Linked DNA regions of Homo sapiens: all the other regions are linked to region 2. A link is a contact called in ENCODE Hi-C or POLR2A ChIA-PET data. All regions are on one chromosome and are shown on one strand. The core of a region is the stretch at or near the end of the contact, and the rest is flanking DNA. Distances in the headings are between cores, read along the strand shown. Region 1 holds the start of TRMT10A (tRNA methyltransferase 10A). Region 2 holds the start of UBE2D3-AS1 (UBE2D3 antisense RNA 1). Region 3 holds the start of METAP1 (methionyl aminopeptidase 1). Region 4 holds the start of RAP1GDS1 (Rap1 GTPase-GDP dissociation stimulator 1).

Region 1 (5,405 bases), core at 911-3,410, 3.3 Mb before region 2:
TATAAAAATATTTGTGTGAGGTCGGGCGCAGTGGCTCATGCCTGTAATCCCAACACTTTGGGAGGCTGAGGTGGGCGGATCACCTGAGGTCAGGAGTTCAAGACCAACATGGCGATACCTCGTCTCTACTAAAAATACAAAAATTAGCCAGGCGTGGTAGTGGACGCCTGTAATTCCAGCTACTCGGGAGGCTGAGGCAGAAGAATCGCTTGAACCCGGGAGGCAGAGGTTGCAGTGTGCCATGATCGCAGCACTGCACTCCAACTAGGGCAACAGAGTAAGACTCCGTCTCCAAAAAAAAAAAAAAATTATATATATATATATGTGTGTGTGTGTGTGTGTGTGTGTGAAATTTTACTCCTGCATAAAATTTTAAAAATTTGTGGGGTTCATTCGCAGACATAGGTTATTAAGTGGGCTTACAAACTATCTCACTTTGTAAGGCAAGGACACATCCTACATCAATGAGCACCAAAAGAAAAAAAAAAGTTTTTTAAAACTGCATTAAGTTATGGATTGGGATAAAATAAATAATCGTCGTTAATTTATGACAGTCTCCTTTTCAGAAAAATCTCAACGAATGTGGGAATAATGCAGATTGGAATTAATGACTTGACAGCGATAGCAAAGGAATGCCTTTTTTTTTTTTTTTTTTTTTTTTTTTTGAGAGGGAGTCTTGCTAGGTCGCCCAGGCTGGAGTGCAGTGGCGCAATCTCGGCTCACTGCAACCTCTGCCTCCCGGGTTCAAGCGATTCTCCTGCCTCAGCCTCCCGAGTAGCTGGGACTACAGGTGCGCGCTACCACGCCCAGCTAATTTTTGTTATTTTTAGTAGAGACGGGGTTTCACCACGTTGGCCTGGATGGTCTCCATCTCTTGACCTCGTGATCCACCCGCCTCGGCTTCCCAAAGTGCTGGGATTACAGGCATGAGCCACTGCGCCCGGCCTTTCTTGTTTGTTTGAGACGGAGTTTCGCTCTTGTTGCCCAGGCTGGAGTGCAATGGCGCAATCTCGGCTGATTGCAACCTCCGCCTTCTGGGTTCAAGTAGTTCTCCTGCCTCAGCCCCCCCAGTAGCTGGGATTACTGGCATGCGCCACCACGCCCGGCTAATTTTGTATTTTCAGTAGAGACGGGGTTTCACCATGTTGGTCAGGCTGGTCCCGAACTCCTGACCTCAGGTGATCCACCCGCCTTGCCCTCCCGAAGTGCGGGGATTACAGACGTGAGTCACCGCGCCCGGCCAGGAATGCCCTTTTAAAAGACATGCGGACTAAACGTGGAGGAGCGAAAAGCCCTTTGTTCACTTCAGTTGTCAAGCCTTTTGGGCAGAGGGTTGGGAATGGAAGGGGCAGATGAAATTCTTTCAGAAAGTGACAAGTAATGTGTTGCCATCCTCTTCATATCTGTAGAAAAATTCCCAAATTTAAAGTATTTCAGTGAAATCAAGTAACACTTCGATCTTTATAAAACTGTCCTCAGCTCACAGCACCTGCAGCAACTTCCCCTCGGGCTCTCTACATTTCAGAGAGTTCAGCGACGTCAGCCCTTTGCAGGAAAAATGAGGTAAGGCAGCTTTAAAGAGGTAAAGCCCACGGTCTCTAGCCACGAAGTGGCAGGGCCATAACACGCTTTCCGGCCCTTTAGAGTACAGATTTCCCACTGATTCTTTGCAAACTCACTTTTCACATACTACGGGCCGATGGCAACCCCAAAACACACGCCGACGGAAAGCGCCCCACCACGGGGCGGAGCCTCGCCCACTATCCCTTCTAGGCTCCCAGCCAGCAAACGCATTTCAGAGACGGGATTAAGCTGTCTCTGGCGAACCAGGGAGCAGCTGGGTAGGCCGCGGGGGGCGCCTGTCATCGACGTCATTTCCTTCAGCAAGAGCGCCGCAGGAAACCACTTCCACACCACTGCTCCCCTCTCCCCCGGAAGCCCTTGTTGCTAGTAGGGGGCTGCATGGCACGCGCCCCTTTGCGTCCAGAGAATACCATAGTGCGGGGGAGCGCCAACCAGTGCCAGGACACTTACCGAGCTGAAGAGTTGACAGGGAAGTGAAATCTCAGAAAGAAAGCCTTTCTGGGTTGGCCTGGTTACGGCTCACGCTTCCTTCCACAGAAACTTCAATTCCCAGAGGCAGGGGCGGTAGTTACGCAGTGGAGGCTACGGCGGTTGCGTCTTACGTCATCGAACTGCGGCCATTTCGAACCCGCAATGGAAGAAAGGGGAGGGGTTTATGCGGGGCGGGGTCTGGAGTTAGTGTTTTGGGAGTGGGAGGTAGTTACAGTGATGTCTGTTTTTTCCCGTTCAAGAATTAAGTGTGTACCTGCAGACGTGTATTCATTCATATATTCTTGTGAGTATTGGATGAAGGAATTAAGATAGTCCCACTGTTAAAAATGCAAAACAACGAAGAAAGGCTCCTAATTTTTCTGTGTTGAAAATGAGAGAAAAACATCTCTTGCCTATATTATTTTTAATTTATACAGAAAATTACCATATCACATGATTTTACATAACTCAAGTGGAAAATTAAATTCAAAAAGTGAGTCAGATTCACAATAAAATGCATTTAAATTTAGAATCTGTAAGGCTTTTTTATGGCTGAAGTAAAACAGCCATAGCTTTACTCTTTATTCATTCCTTGAGCTATTTTTCCTATGCTGTTTTGCAAAACATCAGATGACATTTCATTGTTTATAATACTTGACCTTATATAATCTTTTGCTATATATAGATCATGTCAACTGAGAGAGAAATGAAATACAACCCCGTAGATTGTCATTTTCTATTTAGTTTTTTTCTCCTCTACTTCTAATAGGTGATTATTGCAGAATTTGAAGGTAAGAATGAGGTTTGCATCTTGAATAGAAGACTGGCTTCTCATATAGAAAGAATTTTGAAGTAAATTATCCTTGAAGATATTTGAACATGTTTAAAGGCTTCAGTGAATAGAAAATTAAATCCAGAATTTGAGATTCTCTAAAAGAGCCGAAATTTCTTTGACTTTAGTTACAAAACTAAAGTCACTCTTGCCATAAGCCCTTAAATTTTACTTGAAACACTGTATCAGCTATAACACTGTTGTGAGTCCCTCTTCTGTTTCTTCCTCATCTCAAACCTAAAAGATCTTTGTTAACTGAGCACTGGCAAAAAAGTCTGGATCCACTTCTGATCTGTTAGTAGGGCATCTTTTTTCAGCTGCCTCCATATGAGGGCAAAGAGTAGCTGAGGGAGGATTAGTAATTGGATATGTAGCCCTTCACATGTAGGTCATTAAATTCAGGCTGGCAAAGTGATGTGCCAAATCTTTCCACAGCTGTTCAGTTGCTCCTATGGGATCTGTTTTATAAATAATTATACAGTTTTTTCAGAGTTAATACCTGGCCTCCTTAGATATTTTAAACAAAGTTTTAAAGCAAAAAAAACCACTTCATATTCTAATAATGAAGTCAATAAATTTTCTTTTGACATAGACATTTAACTTTGTAGTCATTTGGTGCAAAATTTAAAATGATTCTATTATTAATCCAAAGTAAGCACCAAAAGAGCACCAGCAAAAGTCAATTTAACAAAAAATTGAAACATATAGAAAGTTTAAGACGGTGAAATCATGTGAAACAATATTTTCATTGATTTGTAAAATTTATGTATTTATTTATTTGACACATGTATCGAGTTCTATGCGTTTTGTCTTAGTATTGGTGATACAGAAATGACGAAATCATGCTCTCTGTGCTTAAGGAATCCTTAATCTAATAGGGGAGCCAGCAGTAAATAAATACCATACAACATGTACTTGAGATGCTTGTACTTTGAAAGAAGCAACTAAATGCTCCTTGAGGCAGAGGACATAGTTTTGGAGATTAAATAATTTTGTTTCATCTTGGAAAGTAAGTAGGAGTTGTACAGGTGTCAGAAAAGTGAAGAAGTTTAAGATATTGGGAACAGTGAAAGCAAAGACCTAAGCGTGTCATAGTTTTGCACATGACTGAAAAGCTGTGGATAGAATGAGGAAGAAGGAGGAGATAATAACCCTAAGGGCTTCTCTAACTTGGACAACTGTAGGAATGCAGTAACATTAACCGGGTCATTTAGGGAATACTGGAAGAAAAATAGGTTTTGAGGCCGGGCGTGGTGGCTCACGCCTGTAATCCCAGCACTTTGGGAGGCCTAGGCGGGCGGATCACGAGGTCAGGAGATCAAGACCACCCTGGCTAAAACAGTGAAACCCCGTCTCTGCTGAAAATACAAAAACTTAGCCGGGCGTGGTGGCGGGCGCCTGTAGTCCCGTCTACTCCGGAGGCTGAGGCAGGAGAATGGCGTGAACCCGGGAGGCGGAGCTTGCGGTGAGGCGAGATCCTGCCACTGCACTCCAGCCTGGGTGACAGAGTGATACTCCGTCTCAAAAAAAAGAAAAAAAAAAAAAAAAAGAAAAATAGGTTTTGAAAAAATAGTTTTGTTTTAAAATATGTGCATTCTGGGGAGTCTGCAGGACATCTGAGTAGAAACAGATTTTAAAAAGAATGAGCACATACTTGTAGTTTAAGCTAATATAAGAGGTTGGACTCAAAGAGATACTACTCCATGGGTTACAAATGCATAGTATCTATGGGGACTGGAAGGTAGCAAATGAGAGAAGCGTCTAGAAGGAAAGTATCACAAACCTGAGAGTGCAATTCCTCTTTAATCAGGATAAAAGTTCCAGGAGAGAATATGGGCTTAATGGCACCAGATCTCATTTTTTTAAGAACAGCCATAAATATGAAATCTGGTTTTAAAGTGTTGGCAGCTATTTTGTTTGTTTTAAAATACTGAGCAGACTAAATAAAATATGTCTGTGGGCTATATTCAGACAGTTGGCAACCAGTTTGTTAAATTGGGCCCTAGTTGGTAGAATAAGAAGGAGGCTACAGACAGAACTAGAACTTTAGGACATAAAAATACAGTAATAACTATGATTATGAACCCCTCCGTAAGTTTGATTTCAAAACATTGGGCAATCATTACAAATTCCATTATTTTAAGCTTAATTCTAAGTCTTAGGATACTCTTCAGCAAGTTGGGAGTTGAGGAGATGTGGAAATAGAGTAACACTTGTGAGTACTTTAATTTCAGGCTAGGAAAGCCAAAAAGAAACCCATTTTTAAACATGACTTGAAAGGTAGCTACAAGGAAGAATCGGCCACTCATCTATAATCATTTCAACCTGCATTTCGACTGACTCCAAAAATACAGAAAAAAAACTTTAAAATGTATTTGTACATTTACATACTTATACATACATATTACTGGTATCCTCCCACGTAATATATGAATATTGAAGACTCTGGGAAGGTGATTAGACAGGCAGTGTAGTCTGTGAACTTCCTGAATCTCCTGATAAAAACAGGTAAAGCATC
Region 2 (5,425 bases), core at 2,413-4,912:
TTTAATCGTCAAAACAAATCTAGGAACTTAAAATTTGTTTTGTTCACTGCTGCCACCCCAATGTCTAAAACAGTGCCTGGTACATATTAGGCACACAGTCATTTATTGTTCATATTACAACAGATACCCTTCTTATAGAGGCACATAAACTTGCCCAGAGCTAGAATTCTAACTGGAGCATTTCTGCTCCAATGTTTACACTCTTAACCACTGTTATATTGTCTCTCTAAAGCTTTTAAATCATTTAAGTGGTGTCACAGCAGCTGGGTATGACCTGTAAGAGAAAAAAAATCAGAGGCCTTCCTTTAACGTGTTCTGTTCCACATGCACAAAAAGCTATGGATCTGGTACTATTCCACATTTTAGTGGCCTGAACTAATTCCAACAGAAAAGATTTTTATTTGTACTGAATGTTATGCTCTTTGTGTAAACCACACTGTAACATACAACTAGGCTTCTCCAATATGTTCCTGGCCTTTAAAGTGGTCACAAAAAGAGGTAATTATTTCAAAATAATTTTTACTTTAATCCTTAACTCCTAAAAAGCGTTTCTTCCTCTTTTCTTTCATTTCACAAAGATTTAAATTTGTATTTCGCATAACCCAAAATGACGATGTTATGAAGGCCCAAAACAAAATTCACGATTTCATATCAATACATACTAAGAGTGAAGATTTAAACCTTCCTCTTTCATGAAACACCAATCTTGCCAAATAAACTCCAGTCATAATTAAATACAGGCAAATGTAGTATCAGGTCTATTTTAGTAAAGGCAAATTCTTGCCATTCCTCTCAGAACTCTTTTTAAAAAAGTAATCTATTAAAACCAAAGTTTCTAACACTCACCGACACTCCACAATTTTTCTAGTAAGGCTGAATTTATTCCATGACATTTTTTTCAAGTTAGCTGTAAACACTCCACCCTCTTCGATTGTGCAACAACCAAACACATCACACAAATACAAGTCACAAAAAAGGGAAATACAGTTTAAGAGTTTGAATTTAGGTAAGTTTTGAGCAGAGGATCTTAGAGCAGTGCACAACGCGATATAAAAGTTAACATTTAACAAATCATATTAATTCACATTATTACGAAAGGAGATGCCGGAAAGAGCCTGAACCAGTTAAAGCAGCCGCCATCTTAAAATGCGGGATAGAAGTTAGAGCAAGAAAATGAGACTAAACCACCGGAGGTGGAGGTTCCGCTCACTCCCAGAGCTCCGAAAAATCCTAGTTTTTTTTCAACTTAAATCGATAATATACTATCAAACCACATTTCAAGTAACGAAACAAGGGTGTTATTAAATAGAATGAGGCAAAAATAGGTACATTAGCTTTCCCTTACTGCCATCGCACCCCTTATCCACCCCCACTCTCCAGCCAAAAGGAAAAGGGAGCTTCCAGAATGCCTTTTACATCAGTTCCCGGTGTCCCTCGGATAAATAGCTTCGGGTGAAAAGCTGCAACTACAAAATACAGGAAGTGGCAACACTGTGTCATTCCATCTCCTCCCAAACCCACTTATTCGGTGTAACCTGCCCAGAGTCGACTAAGAGTTTCTACTAGACTCACTGACTGACCTTCAATACGCAAGACTTCTTCTACCCGACCCTCAGTCAAGTTCGGGACTCGCCAGATTTTTTTTCTCTCCTCCGAGTTTTCTTTCTTACCCCTAGAAGGCCTAGATAACCTTGATCTCACAACTAAACTAAGTTTTCAAGCACCAAGAATAGGAAGCGCCATGACATCTGCTGGAGCGTCTCTCCGCAATTCGGACCCCCAAAAAAACTCCTTCTTAAGCAGCAAAAAAATAAAATAATAAAGGCGCCTTAAGTCACTCTCCTCCACCCCTAATTTGCACCGATTCCACTGAAGCACTCAGGATAACACCTCACTTGCCACAAGTGTTCTCCGTTTCCTAGCTTTAAACTTCATTTCTTCAAGAAGTATATCTGCGTTCTCCATCCCCCCATGGAAGAAGTGATCCAAGAGGTATTTTCAGAATTATGCTTCCTTCCCACCCCCACGCTTTCCTCTTGGCCCGAGCCTTCCTTTTCTCCTACCACCCCATGCCCTTGTCCCCGCGGGTTACCTTATTAATCCGTTTCAGCGCCATAGTGTGTGCTTGTCGTCTGGCTCCTCACTCTCTCGGTGTATGCTCAAAGGTCCGGCCAAAACTCTTGATTATCCCGGCGGCGGGGCAGGATTGTCTCGTCTCACACCAGCTCTGCCAGACACAGGCGCCTTTTGCAAAAACGGAGCAGATCAGCACTCGCACAGGCCCCGAAGAGCCCCTGATGAATCCAGGTCCCTTAAGACAGCCGCGATCCGGGGTGGGTGGGGTGGCGTGGCAAAGCCACCAACAGCCTCTGTACCGTGCTTTCGGCCCGAAGTGGGGGCGAGGGTGACGGGAAGAGCGGAGGTGGTGGCTACAAGTTTAACTTCCCGGCCTCTAGAAAGGAAGAGACCCGGGTGGGAGAGGAAGAGGCGTAGGAGAAAGGGGTGGGTGCGGGGCAGGGTCCGGAGCCCAGCAGAGGAGGAGCCGGGGCCTAGTCGGCGCTATACCGGCGTCACTAGGGCAAAGAAAGGCAAGGGGGGAGGGGGAAGCATAAGACTCCGGACGGACGCCGGGCTGCTTTCGGTTTCTGTCCAAAGGTGCGGCCGGGAAAAGGAAGGAAATAAAGGAAGGGAGACTTGATGTGTATTGCTATCCTCGCAGCGAGCTATTCTGTGTCACCCCTGACGCCACCGTACACTCACTCCGCCTTCCAGCGCGCTCCCGCGCGCGCCCGCCCAGCCACCTCCACCACGCGCCCGCGCTGTCCCTGAGGCTCCGGCTTAGGCGCGAGGACGCGCCCATTCCCCCTCCTCCTCCAGCAGGAGAGGCCGCGGCTTCCCCAACCTTCCCACCCTAACCCACCGCACCCAATAGGCTGGCCGCTCAAGCCGCCCAGGTCCCGCACTGCCCCTCTTACCCGGCCGGCCACTGGGCCGGCCTCCCTTCCCTGCCCTAGCCGTCCACACCCACGCGTACAGAGGGGCCGGGGCCTCCCTCAAGCTGCGGCCTCGGCCTCCTCCCCGCGCGGCAGCTGGTGCCTCCCCGGCCCTACGGGGCTCACGCGCACGACACAGCCACAAGATGTCCGCTCTGACGGAACTACTGCCAGCTGCCACGCTCCGCCCCTCCCCCTCCTCCTGCCTCTTCACCGCCGCGGATCAGTCCGCCAACGCCGCCGTCCCGAGCACAAGACCGATGTGAGGCCGAAGCCAGACGGCTTGCTTCCCACGTCCGGGGCCGAGTGAATACGTGTCAAGCCCTTTTCCTTCTTCTCGGAACAGCACCTTCTTACTAAACAGATCGGAGATTGGACCAGGAGGGCGGGGGAGGGAGGAGGATCATGAGCTGGGGGGAGGGTGAACGAGTGGCGGAAACCCTTAGGCTCAGAGAAGCATCGAGAACCGGAAGGAGACCATGGGAGGAAGGTAAAGGAAGCAGCCGCTGCGCGATCCAGCCCCACGCCCCTCCCCACAGCGTCCCCCAGTTTCCTCACTTGGTATCGAGGAGACGACTCTCGCGAGAACTTCGTGGCTGGCTAACCGAAGCGGTAGCTCTGCAATGACTTAAGAGCAGTTTTGTGCGCTTTTCCTGACGGGGTTCCGCCTCCAAAATGCATAAGTTCTCGCGAGACGCAGTAAGGCACCGGCTCGAACTGGGGCGGGCCACTGCCAGGAAAGCAACGCCCCTGAATGCTTATGCCGGTGGTTGGTAGAGGAAATGGAATTCCCCAGACTGGTAAGAGCGCGCGCAGACACAGCCTTGTCTCACGCGCCCAATCAGGAGCGTGTGGTGGGAGGTGCCAAGGATTAATTACCAGATACCTTTAGTCTAGCTCGGGCCGGGATTTTGAGGTTTCCGGTGGAGCAGGTGAGCAGTATTTACTCGCCTGCCCTCCTGGGCTGGTTATGCTGTGGGAGGAGGCGCCCCTCGAGATGGGAATAGTAGTTTTAAATAGACCCAGGTTGGCCGCTCATCAGCGCTCCCACGTGCTGAAGTCTAGTGCACGTCTGACCCTAAGGGAGCAATACTGAGAACAGCAGGGAGCAGGCTGAGTCAAGCTCAATTGAGTGGATGGGGCTAGGACAGAGAGAGTTAGGGGCAGGGTTTTCACTGGTCTCCGTAATCAGTCGCTGCCGTCCGCCAAGGTGTAGATGTGGGAACAAGCTTAAATTCTCAAACTTTAGCTTCTGTTGCTGTGTTTCAGTTCTTGAGCCAGAAAGTGTTGAGACTAATTAGTTAATTAGGTAGAGTTTAGAGTCAGAAAAACAATACAATACTTCCTGAAATATCCAAGTTGGGAGGTGGGATTTACCTCAGTAGGATTGGCCTGTTTTAGTCAAGGGTTTAAAGTATGGAGACGGCAGTTATGCTCTCTAGTGTATCCTTCAGGCAAAAGAAAGACCTTAATTTTTATGAGGAATTTAAAAGTGGGTAAGCACTGACCAGCTTAAGGTTTTTTAACATTCCTTAATGACCCCAGTTACCGAAGTGGAGATCTTCAATTACTTGGAAAAATAAACTTGTTTTAAAAATACACTTAATTTGAAAACTGTTGCAGAAAGTTTTACCTAATAAAAACTTAACACGTCAACAATGATGAATATAAGTAGTCTAATGTATACTGTTCAAGTGACCATGTAGTGTCACTAGTGAAGCAGTGCTTCTCAAACTAGTGTCCATAGGAACCACCTGGGGTTTTGTTGAAAATGCGACTTTGATTTGGTAGGGCAGTGGTGGAGCCTGAGAGCCTACATTTCTAACTAGCTCCCAGGTGATACAGATTTTTCTCGTCTGAACCACCCCGTGAGTAGCAAAGCACTGAAGTGCTTACCTCATGGCCTAACTGCTCATGAGGCTCACCTCAGTAACACCTCTGGCCCCTCCCTCCTCCCTGAATAATCTGTGTTCTCTCTCATAGCTAGCCAGATATACTAAAAGCACAGGACTAGGCATGAAGATGGAGGGAGGAACCCAGATTAGTTATTGCTTCCCATTTGCTTGATATTGGCCTGGTTAGTTATCTTCTAACCCCGTTTCTTCACCGCTAAAGTAAGTAATAATGACTGTCCTTTCTCACAGGGTGATTGTGTGGTTAAAGTGTCATAATATATGTGAAAGGACACTGGAGACTCTACAGTGCTGTATAAATGTCAGTTATTAAAGTAACCAGTCAGACATTAACTGGCCATAGTGTGAAACAAATGTATAGTAGTAATAGTGGCCACGCCTGTAATCCCAGCACTTTGGGAGGCTGAGACGGGTGGATCATATGAGATCAGGAGTTCGAGACCAGCCTGGCCAAAACAGTGAAACCCCATCTCTACTAAAAATACAAAAAATTAGCTGGGCGTAGTGGCGGGCGCCTGT
Region 3 (5,489 bases), core at 527-3,026, 3.8 Mb before region 2:
GCTGAAGGGCTCCTCAAGCACGGCCAGAATGGGAGCTGAGGCCAGGAGGCACCGAGAGCAAGCAAGGGCTGCGAGGGCTGCCAGCATGCTGTCACCTCGCTGTCACCTCTCACTGTGAGCACCACTGCACTCCAGCCTGGTTGACAGGATGAGATGCTGTCTCAAAGAAAAACCAAACGACAAACAAAAAGTTGACATCATAGTAACTGAAGAAATCAGGTAAGTAAATTACTTTATATGGTATGGTGCAGTTTTTATTTAAAAAATATTTTATACATACATACATACTTATTGATTTTTTTCTTGTATACAAAAGTATATGTATGTATGCATGTAAACATTTCTATTACTTGATTTTATTACATCATTTTTACTGCTTATATTGCAAAACTAAGTTTTTTTTTTTTTGAGACATGGTCTTGCTCTGCCGTTTGGGCTGGAGTGCAGTGGCAGGATCATAGCTTACCATATCCTTGACTTCTCAGGTTCAACAGATCCTCCCAGCTCAGCCTCCTCAGTAGCTGGGACTACAGGCGCCTGCCACCATGCCCGGCTAATTTTTTAGTTTTTAGTTTTAGTTTTTGTAGAGACGGGGTTTTGCCATATTTCCACCCTGGTCTCGAACTCCTGGCCTCAAAGAATCCGCTGGCCTTGGTGCCCTGGATGCCCTGGCCTCTCAAAGTGCTGGGATTGATTACAGGCGTCAGCCACCGCTCCTAGCCAAAACAAAGTTCTTAAAAATAAAAGTAGTATGAGCTTTTCTGGTGTATTAAGTACGGAGAAGTTAAAAAAATACAATAACAAAGTTCACAGCCTTTTGTGATCAGTAAATGTTAGTTTTTCGCTCTTCCCTAGTGACAAGGAGGCACTCAAGCATGAGTTACAACACAACCGACCTGGAATACAGCTGAAAAGATTGAAGCAACAGGTTCGCAGGGGAAGGCCTTTACAGCTTCTTTCGACTCTGACATTTCAGGATCAGCACAATTCTCCCCTATTTACTGCTGAAGCAATCAACTGGGATTATACAAAAAAATTATTTGTATTGAATACCTGACAGTTGTGTTACTATTACTAGCACTATCGGTTTTGAAGGGGAGGTGGTGGTGTGTGGAAAAAAAAAGTCTGGCAGGAGGGAGGGCAGATGTGAATCCCAGCCCACCGTCCCGTTGACAGCTCTATGGCTCTCCTTTCTGTGAATGAGCGGTGGTCCTTAGGCCTCAGACCCGACAATGTCAGTGAGAAACAGAACTTAACCCAAGGGACTGTTCTCCAAGGAGCGGCGGGGGAATCCAACGCAGAGGAGCGCAGCGCCCTCTCTAGCCTCCTGCGGGTGTCGGGGATGATCAGGGCTCCTGGGTGTTCGTCAGTGAAGACGACTGTCTTATCTGACTGTAGGCACAGAGAGTGCGCCGCGAGAGGGCGGCTCCTCACCGTCAGGCGCCGGCAGGTCGCGTTCTCTGCTGGCCGACGCCCGAAGGCGCCGAATGGGGGGGCCCTGCCGAGCTCCCTTACAGCCCCAATGTGCGCGCCGCCGGGAGGCTTGGGCACGCAGGCACCGCCGGCGGGGGGCGGGGCGAAGCCGGCGGGGCGGGGCACCAGCTGCGCGCGCGGGGCGGGGGCGGGGCCGGGGCGGGGCGCGCTGCGTGGTCCCGGCCGGCCCTGGCTCCTCCCCCTCCCGCGCCCAGGCCAGCGGCGGGCCCAGCTCCTCCCCCGACTCGGTCTCTCTCCCCTCCCCTCCGCCCGGCAGTTCCTCCCTCCCGCCGCCGCCTCTTCCTCGGTGAGGCGCTCTTCCAGCGGGCAGGCAGCATGGCGGCCGTGGAGACGCGGGTGTGCGAGACAGACGGCTGCAGCAGTGAGGCCAAGCTCCAGTGTCCCACTTGCATCAAGCTGGGCATCCAGGGCTCGTACTTCTGCTCGCAGGTAGGCGCCCGCTGCCCCGCGGATATGCCGCCGCTGCGGGACCCCTCCTCGCTTCTCCCCTGCTGGCTCCTCCCGCCCTTGCGGCGAGTCGGGACGCGCTCCTCCTCTTCCCCCCGGCCGCGTTTCCTCCTCCCCCCACCCGCGTCGCCACCGCCCCCTCCTGCCTCCTGGGGTCCCTGGGTCCTCGGGAACCGCGCTGGGCTCACGCGGGGGCGGGGGCGCCACCCGCCGCGGCCATGTGGGCTGGGGCGGAAGCGGGCTGTGCGGGGTCGCGTGGCCGCGCTAGACCTCCGCGTTCTGGGGCCGGTTCCCCGCGCTGGGGCGGGGGCCGCCAGGTGTGCGGGCTGCCGGAGGCAGGTAGCGGCGCCGGGAAGGAGGGCAGCCCGAGCGTCGCGAGCCTCCACATCCGCAGCACCGGCGGGGCTCGGGTCTGGGCGCTGGAGGCGCCGGGCCGTCCGTCGGGTCCCTGCGGGGTGGGGGGCTGAAGCTACCTGCCGGGCTCTGAGAGATGGGTGGCCCGAGGACCGTCGGAGTCGCAGAGAGGAGGAACGCTAGCTAGCTCCAGCCCCACTTCTTTGTGCTTTACTACCGTGCTTTGACACTTAAGCAACTTTGGGGGTGGGGAAGGGAGAGGTCTGTGTAATTCATTCTTTTCTTTCGGTATATAAAATTATTAATTTACAAAACTGTAAGCTAACGGGATGAGTCACCTGTGACTGAATTTCCCAGAGTGAAAAGGACAGTTCCATTGAGGGTTAGGCGTGAATGCTGTAGTGTATTTTAAGTTTTGTGCAGTAGAGCAAACCCAGCGTTGAATGGGGTCCAGACTGAAGCGTGTGCTCGTGTTTCTGTTTACTGAAGAGTACTAGTGTTGCTGCTGCATTTCGAGACCCAGGATGAGGGCTGGGCGGCAATAGTATGGCTCTTAGTTACAGTCCAGGTTTAGTGAAGAGAGGCACATGAATATTCAAATATTAAATTGGTAGCGTCCTGTGGGGAGGAGAGCCGGAATAAAGAGAAGGCCTGATTGGGGCCCTGCCCTTGCCAGTTATTGTGCGATCTTGAATTAGTAAAGTTACTTAATCTTTCTGAGTTCCAGTGTTACACTGTACAGAGGGGATGATTATAGCTTTCTTTGTAAGTTTCACAAGCTTCTTCTGAGACCCAGATTATCCAAGGAACGTGAAATGCTGTTATAATGTAAAGTCCTTTATTTTTTAAAGGATTCTAGTACGATTTAACTCTGCCATAAATAAAAATATGAATAAGAATGAAGGCAGATATATGAACACAATACAAATAATAAAAGTGTTTTCCAACATAAAACATAAAAACGTAAAGATATAAATAAATACAATCTTTACGTCACAATATTTGTAGATAAGCGATTGCAAAAGGTCTTAGCTGTGTTATACAGTCTTGTTTTTAGATAGGATATGATCCTTGACCTTGTTAGTATAATTTGGAAAAACTTGCACGTGGAGGAGTGTTGCTTGATCTAAAAATAGCATTACCGAACAATCTAAAGGACCTGTACTAGGTTTAACATGTTGAGCATTACTCATGTTAGACCTAGTACACGTCCTTTAGATTCTTTAAAATTCCCAAATTCTATCTTGTTGTGGCCTGTGTGGGACCTGAAATTAAGAAACAGTGTTTGCTTTTGACAGTTGTACCATCTGAGTAGAATAACTTTAAAAGTAGGTGGCATTTTGAATTAATATGTATTACAATCTTCTGTTAAGATTTTAAAAAGGTAGTGTGAAACCACATTCATGAAACAGGTAGAAAGAAGGTGAATCACTGGGGTTTGTGGAAAAATGCTAGACAAATTTGTGAAAACAAAACATCTAGGGTTTATTCCGTGTGTTAGGATTGGAGGTATTTACATGTTGGATTCTGCAGGTATATTTCTGGTATCACTGTTAGACATGCACTCAAATATTCCCAGAGTGGCTGTCCCAACTGTCTCTTTTTCTTCATTTCTGTTACCACCTCCTATGGTCAGCTTTTAAAATTTCCCACCAAATCAGTTGTCATACTCTCTTAATTTATTTCTCTACTGTAATTCCTCCCCTTGCAAACAAACGCCCACAAAAAACCCTATCAAACAAAACCTTTTGTACAGAAGTTATTTTTCCCGCAGTCTGATTATGCGTATCCCTCATTGCTTTCAGGATTCCAGCCCCACATTCAGGGCCCCTCTTCTGAGCCTCTTGCTCTAGCCAAAGGCTATGTTTACATTCTTTCCTTTCCGAAGTGTCACCTGTCTTCTGAAATCACAGCTGTTCCCCCAATCCCAGCTTGAGACCTTGATCAAGTCACTGTAACTTATTCTAAGCGCTTTATACATCTGTGATGAAATATGGGCTTGGCTGGGCATGGTGGCTCACACCTGTAATCTCAGCACTTTGGGAGGCCTAGGCGGGTGGATCACCTGAGGTCAGGAGTTTGAGACCAGACTGGGCAACATGTCAAAACCCTGTCTCTACTAAAAATACAAAAATTAGCTGGGCGTGGTGGCACACGCCTGTAGTCCCAGCTACTCAGGAGGCTGAGACACAAGAATCACTTGAACCTGGGTGGTGGAGGTTGCAGTGAGCCGAGGTTGCACCACTGCACTCTATCCTGGGCAACAGAGCAAGACTCCGTCTCAAGAAAAAAACAAAAACAAAACAAAACAAAAAACCAAAAAGAAGAAATTAGGGATTTTCCTTAACACTTCTGTGATCACTAGGAGGTCTTTCTTTCTACTGCTCTGGTCCCTGGCCTGGCTGTCTGGCCAGCTTGTCTTTGGGAACAAACAGAACAAAACTGCAAGAGGCCTTTCTATCACACCATTAACAGAAGTAAGGCATTCCCAGTTACTCTGTCACACCACCTTGTTTATTCCTTTATGACCTTTTGTGCAATCTATGATTACCTCACCTGTTAGAAAAATGAGGATTTTTTTTTTTTTTGAGACGGAGTTTCGCTTTTGTTGCCCAGGCTGGAGTGCAATGGTGCGATCTCGACTCACCGCAACCTCCGCCTCCCAGGTTCAAGCAGTTCTCCTGCCTCAGCCTCGCAAGTAGATGGAATTACAGGCATGCACCACCACGCTCAGCTAATTTTGTATTTTTAGCAGAGATGGGGTTTCTCCATGTTGAGGCTGGTCTCGAACTGCTGACCTCAGGTGATCCACCCTCCTTGGCCTCCCAAAGTGCTGGGATTACAGGCGTGAGCCACCATGCCCGGCCGAGAATGTCTGTTTTTTAGTCGGAAGGTGAACTTCATGAATGATCCTATCTTGTTCACTGCCCTGTTCTCATTTCCCAGTATGATGCTCTGTATGCAGTAGGTGGCCATTAAATGTTTGAATTAATGGATAAATGCATCAAAATAGAGAGGTATACTGCTGTGTTTGAATCACAGCTCCATCATTTACTAGTTATGTGACTTGGGCAAATAACCTCTCTTTTTCAGCTGTATCTTTTTAAAATGGGGCTATTAATAATACCTATCTCAGGGTTTTGATGAAGACTAAATCCAAAGTATGTAAAGCTCTTAGCATATTAGTAAACTTA
Region 4 (5,247 bases), core at 2,665-5,164, 4.6 Mb before region 2:
ACAGTTTAGGCAGAAGGCTGTTCACTGCCAAATCATTTTCTATCACCGCAAAGTTCAATTAACTACTCCAGTGAAATTCCCTTAAATGATATTCAGAACATCATGGTGAACAGGAGGCAATCAGTTCCCTATTATACTTTTAAAGAACATTCTCTCCTCTCTTTCCACTTCTTGTTGTGTTGCCCCTCCCAATAGATTTCCTCTAAAGAATTTAAATCACCTTCTAACCTCTTTAAGCTTACATGCATCAATGAGGTAAGTTATAAGTCTTGCCAAAATGTACTGCTTCTGATCTTTTCTAAAAGACATTTTCCTTGATACTCCCCCATAACAGCTATTTAGTAATCATAAACCAATTTTCAACAGAAATTGTTATTCAAATAAATCCGTGATACTTTATAAATATGACATTTCCTAGATTGAAGTTGAAAACCTTTGCACTGGGCCAGAACTTCCTTTGTTTTGTAGCAGGCCTGATAAAATCCTGACCATTGCCTAACATACAGTATGGGTATTAGTAGATCGATTTTGGAAGAGTCTCTTGACATCAGGGATGTCAAGAGATGTAGATATAAGGTGTTGCTATCTTGTACTGGCTGCTCTCAGAATCCTGACCTCAAGTGATCCTCCCTCCTCGGCCTCCCTAAGTGCTGGAATTATAGGTGTGAGCCACCATACCTAGCAAATTTTTATTAAGCACTTGCTATGTGCTAGCACTATTTAGGCACGGGGGTTATAATGGTAAATACAGCAGACAAAAATTATTTCCCTAGGAGAACTTACATTTAAATGTGGGAGACAGTCCAAAAGCAAAATATATATTATCTTATTGATAACTGCTAAGGAAAAAAAATAAAGTATAGAAGTGGGGATATGAAATGGGAAGGAGTGTTGAAATTTTAGATAAGATAACTAGGGAAGACATCATGCAGGTAACTTTTGAATAAAGACATAAAGGAAGAAAGTAAAGATATGAGACAGAAACATTATATTCTTATAATAGAACAAGAAAGGAGAGGGGAAGGGAGGTGGCATTGTGTGTGCAAGGAGTAGGCAATATACCAGTCTGGAAGTAATTCACTTCTGCATATAACAATCAGTATTGGTTCTCACTATGGTTACAACACCGGTGCATTAGGACTCAGTATATGCACTAAGCCTGAACAATCCTTTGGTTTTAATTGGCAGGAAGGCTAAGGAGATGGCTTGTAGATTGAAGTAGAACAAAAAAGGCACTTTAACTAGTGTCAGATGGGAAATGAGAAAGCCACTTCAGCTGCTTTTGCTAATTTCAACGCTTACATCCAAATAAATGATAGAAGATACTCCATGAAATTATTATAATATGTAATTAGATAAGGAAGTAGGAAAAATAAAGCAAGTTAACTTGACAATCTGGAAGAGATTAATGAGTGTTAAGGAGAGATGAACAAAAAATGATGAGCAGCAATGCAAAGGCCCAGGCTGGTCTTCTGGAGGAGTAATAAAATTAATGTGTAACATGGCCGATGTGGGGGCAGTGAGGGGCCCTGAGGGTGGGGTCTGCATTGGTGTATTATGGGTTGAATTGTGTACCCCTCCCGGATTCTTTTTTTTTATTTTTATTTTTTTTGAGACAGGGTCTTGCTCTGTGGCCCAGGCTGGAGTGCAGTGGTGCAATCTCAGCTCACTGCAACCTCCGCCTCCCGGGTTCAAGCGATTCTCCTGCCTCAGCCTCCCAAGTAGCTGGGATTACAGACACGTGCCACCATGCCCAGCTAATTTATTTATTTTATTTATTTTTTAGTAGAAATAGGGTTTTGCCATGTTGGCCAGGCTGATCTCCAGCTCCTGACTTAAGTGATCTGCCCTCCTGAGCCTCCCAAAGTGTTAGGATTACAGGCGTGAGCCACTGTGCCTGGCCCTGGCTAATTTTTTGTATTTTTAGTTAGAGATGGGGTTTCGTCATGTTGGCCAGGCTGGCCCTATTCATATGTAGAAGTCCTAACCCTTAGTCCCTTAGAATGTGACCTGATTTGGAAATAGGGTCATTGCAGATATAATTAACGTCCATGAGGTCATACTGGAGGATGGTTCGCCCCTAATCCGTTATGACTGCTGTTCTTATTAAAAAGGGAAATTTGAACACACAAGCACACTGGGAGAACAGCCATGTTCAGATTGGAGTTACGCTACCATATGCCAAGAAACTACCAGAAGCTAGGAGAGGCATGGACGAGATCCCTCCCCAGTGCCCTCAGAGGGAGTACAGCCCTGCCTACACCTTGATTTCAAACTTCTGGCCTCCAGAATTGTGAGATAATAATTTGTTGTTTTAAGTCACCCAATTTGTGGTATGTTACGGCAGCCCTAGGGAACTAATGTAGTGCGATTATTTTAAGAGGCAAACAAGAAGAACATCCTAAGAGTGAGGTGCCTGATAGTCTCATGCATCAGAAAAGTCCCATATATTTGACTTCAGCAGTTAAATTGTATTTTCCTGTTTTACCAAACCTTTTTAATTATCGTTTCTTGCTGTAGAAAAATCACATAAAATCTGCTCTTTGCTTAACAAATTACAGGGTCGCTTCTGATTTGTGTGCTCGAAATACTAGTCACCAAGCAGAAACTGATGACTGTGAGAATAGGCGACTAATTAACAAACAAACAAAAAAAGCCCTTTCTCAACATTGGATTGACCGAGTGAAAGTTGACAGGGGAAAGACACCTCGATTCAGCCATCTTTCTCCAACAGGTTGTACTGCTGACTGCACAGTGTCCCCTGAAGGACTCCGGTCGCTGTAGCCTTGGAGAGCGACCAGATTCCTCACCCCACTCAGGAGGAGCCAGGGCAAGATTAGGGTGCAGAGAAATCGGTTTCCTCCAGCCTCCTACCCCAGGGAAGAGGACCGAAGCCAGCCCCGGCCTCACGTGCATGCCCAGTCGGGAGGACGCCCTCAGTGGGAGAGCCCTGCTCAGGTTCTCCCCGAGGCCGAGGTGGTGGTGGGAGCGGGCGGTGGCCCCGGGATCAAAGGACCTCCGCCGGGTTAGCTTTGGCAGTGCCGCAGCCAACCCAGCAGGACGCTTATTTTCAAGCCTGGGGAACGTAGTTCCTCCCGCTTTCACAGCAGGATGGAGCCCGACGGCACCCCGGTTAAAGGGCCTTTCCAGAGCCCTCCGGGGAACGGAAGGCCGCGCTCCTCCGGGAGGGAGAACGACACACTCTTCGAGGAAATCCTGGGGCGGGCGCTCTCCTCGCTGCCGGGACCTTTGTTTCTAAGCTGGCCACAGCTAGAGCAGCCTTAAGTGTCCCAATGACACGCCTGCTATCGAGCGCCCTCCCGGCGGCCCCTCCTCAGCCAGCTGCCCAGCGGGCGTCCTCAGGTGTCCCCAAGAGGCGCAGGCCTAGTCGCCTACACGTCCTTTCCAACTTCGTCAGCTCTGGCTTCCCACCACCCCTCCCGGCTCTGCGGCGGCCCAGCCTCTTCTCCGGTTAATTCCGGCCTGTGCGGCCCGGTCGTCCCGTAAAGAAGGCAAGCCCGGGTTCCGGGTGAGGGGTTGGTGGGTCAGGGTGGGAAAGCAAGGCAGCGGTGAGTCCTCTGCTAGCAGATCGGGCTCAATATCCCCATTCCCTGTTTTCTCCGGGCCCGCCCTCCGCCTCTCAGGCGGCCGCCATGAAGATCCTCTGCCGCGGCTGCAGCCGGTCTGCAAACACACGCCCACCCGCACGCTTAGCCTCGCTCGCCACAGAGGGAGGGGTGGAAAAGGCACTGAGCATGCTCGGTGGGGAGGGCGGGGCGCTCGTGGGCTGCGAGTCGGGGCCGGAGCTCTTCAGGCCGGCTCCCGCGCCTCCGCCGCCCGCCCGCTCGGAGCCGCGCCCGCCGCAGGCTGCGCCCGCCAGTCCCGCCCCGCCCCGCCCCGCCCCGCCCCCCGCCGCTCGTCCCCGCCGCGGCCGCGCCGCCTGCAGCAGCACCAGCTGCTCCTCCCCGGCGGCCGCCCCCCGCGGGTCCCTCCCTGGCTGCGGGAGAGACGGAGGTAGAGGGAGGACACAGAGCCGCGCCGCCCGCACCACAGACCTTCGCCTCGCCCCGCCGGTTCCTCACCCTCGGGGAGCAACATGGGTAAGTCATCCTTCCTCCGCCGTCATCGCCTGACATTTTTTTCTTTCTCGGCGTGCTGCAGGGTGGGAAGCATTTCTCGCGCAAAGTTGCCGGATTTCTCCAGTCCCCGGGTGTGAGACGGTGGCTGTTCCTCCGGGGAGAGTCGGCGCACGCGGAACGCACGCCGGGTGCCGGGGCTGGGAGGGTCCCGAGCGCGGGCTGGGGTGGGGTCGGCCGCGGGCCGGACCGCCGCCCGGCTCCCCGGCACCTCGCAGCCTCGCCTCCCCTCCTCCATTCTTCCTGCCGGTGCCCGGGCACCACGGAGCCTGCCTCGCGGGCTCGCATCTGCAGCTCCATCCCCGTTTCTCCAGAGGCCGCCCGCTTCCTTTTCCCCCGCGTGTACTGAGCTCGAGGCTCGGGTCCGACCACTACCACTTCGTGTAACTTCCTTCTCTGTCAGTGCGACCTTTCCCCGTCGTGGAGACTCCTCATCCCGGGCGGGGAAGTGGAAGCAAGTAGTTTGTGAGGGAGATCTTACAACCTGCACGGAAATTATTTTCCAAGGGGGAGAGCGGACAGCCTCATAGGTTGAAAGGATGACTTGTCAGAGGCCACGAGGAACGTGAGGCAGGATAGAGCCGCTAGCTGTTGAATTAGTGCTGGGTGACTACAGTGTGCAATATTCCCGTGCCCAGCCTATTTTCTGGATTCCTTCGTCCGTCTTCTGTAGCAGGAAACTGCGCCCTGTAACGTTGTTACCGAACTTACATGGTAGTTATTCTTTCCCAGCTTCCTCCTGTCTAATCTGCATAATCTGATTTTAGTTCCTTTGTATTTATAGTTAATCTGAAGAGATTGGTTTGGATGAGAGATTTAAGAGCAAATATGTTTTATAAAACGATATATACATTTGACCTAATTTTTTTACATCATCTATTGCTTAACTGTTACATTCAGTAATCACAGAAACGTCTGATGAATGCTGTCATGTAATTAAGAGCTCAAAGTTTCTTTTAATAGTAGCGACTTGTACTAAGTTCCCCAGTTTGCTTCCACTCCTGTCTGTCATAATTTCCTCTTTTTAAAATTTGCTCCCTTGGCATCTGTCAGCTGGGACTTTTCCCACCCCTTCTGTGCGAGTTATTTAAAGCTTGAGATGAATGTGGTC

The links. Hi-C counts contacts between places; a loop is a spot of excess contacts on that map. ChIA-PET counts read pairs that join two places held with the same protein, here RNA polymerase II (POLR2A). Pooled maps may share reads with other maps.
Region 1: a loop to region 2 is called in a pooled map, with 28 times the contacts of the local background. The contact joins the promoter of TRMT10A here to the promoter of UBE2D3-AS1 in region 2. A Hi-C loop is called at or near these places in 5 of 37 single-sample maps with no recorded cell type and 17 of 50 pooled maps. POLR2A ChIA-PET finds 5 or more read pairs at or near these places in 1 of 52 experiments (CD8-positive, alpha-beta T cell).
Region 3: a loop to region 2 is called in a map of CD8-positive, alpha-beta T cell, with 33 times the contacts of the local background. The contact joins the promoter of METAP1 here to the promoter of UBE2D3-AS1 in region 2. A Hi-C loop is called at or near these places in 4 of 168 maps with a recorded cell type or tissue (B cell, CD8-positive, alpha-beta T cell, naive thymus-derived CD4-positive, alpha-beta T cell and 1 more) and 9 of 50 pooled maps. POLR2A ChIA-PET finds 5 or more read pairs at or near these places in 1 of 52 experiments (CD4-positive, alpha-beta T cell).
Region 4: a loop to region 2 is called in a map of ascending aorta, with 10 times the contacts of the local background. The contact joins the promoter of RAP1GDS1 here to the promoter of UBE2D3-AS1 in region 2. A Hi-C loop is called at or near these places in 3 of 168 maps with a recorded cell type or tissue (B cell, ascending aorta and gastrocnemius medialis), 1 of 37 single-sample maps with no recorded cell type and 13 of 50 pooled maps. POLR2A ChIA-PET finds 5 or more read pairs at or near these places in 3 of 52 experiments (B cell, CD4-positive, alpha-beta T cell and OCI-LY7).

The regions. Positions count from the first base shown.
Region 1 is chr4:99,561,879-99,567,283 of GRCh38, forward strand. TRMT10A (tRNA methyltransferase 10A) reads right to left here and starts at 2,161. Exons shown (of 8, transcript NM_001134665.3): 1 at 2,035-2,161. It also overlaps a transcript of MTTP not described here. RefSeq lists enhancers at 1,265-2,464, 1,700-1,829, 2,180-2,239.
Region 2 is chr4:102,824,393-102,829,817 of GRCh38, forward strand. It overlaps UBE2D3-AS1 (UBE2D3 antisense RNA 1), which reads left to right and starts at 3,663. Exons shown (of 2, transcript NR_131186.1): 1 at 3,663-3,793. It overlaps UBE2D3 (ubiquitin conjugating enzyme E2 D3), which reads right to left and starts at 3,159. Exons shown (of 8, transcript NM_181891.3): 1 at 3,035-3,159; 2 at 2,093-2,244. The coding sequence starts at 2,116. RefSeq lists enhancers at 806-2,005, 2,588-3,149, 3,089-3,478, 3,150-3,711, 4,880-4,939 and 2 more and silencers at 2,839-2,888, 2,909-3,038.
Region 3 is chr4:98,993,945-98,999,433 of GRCh38, forward strand. It overlaps METAP1 (methionyl aminopeptidase 1), which reads left to right and starts at 1,777. Exons shown (of 11, transcript NM_015143.3): 1 at 1,777-1,923. The coding sequence starts at 1,810. It overlaps MIR3684 (microRNA 3684), which reads left to right and starts at 3,443; the gene lies at 3,443-3,516. RefSeq lists enhancers at 1,219-1,268, 2,190-2,972 and silencers at 1,509-1,828, 1,989-2,448.
Region 4 is chr4:98,257,470-98,262,716 of GRCh38, forward strand. It overlaps RAP1GDS1 (Rap1 GTPase-GDP dissociation stimulator 1), which reads left to right and starts at 3,915. Exons shown (of 15, transcript NM_001100427.2): 1 at 3,915-4,100. The coding sequence starts at 4,097. RefSeq lists enhancers at 3,156-3,455, 3,207-3,769 and silencers at 3,736-4,035, 4,136-4,205.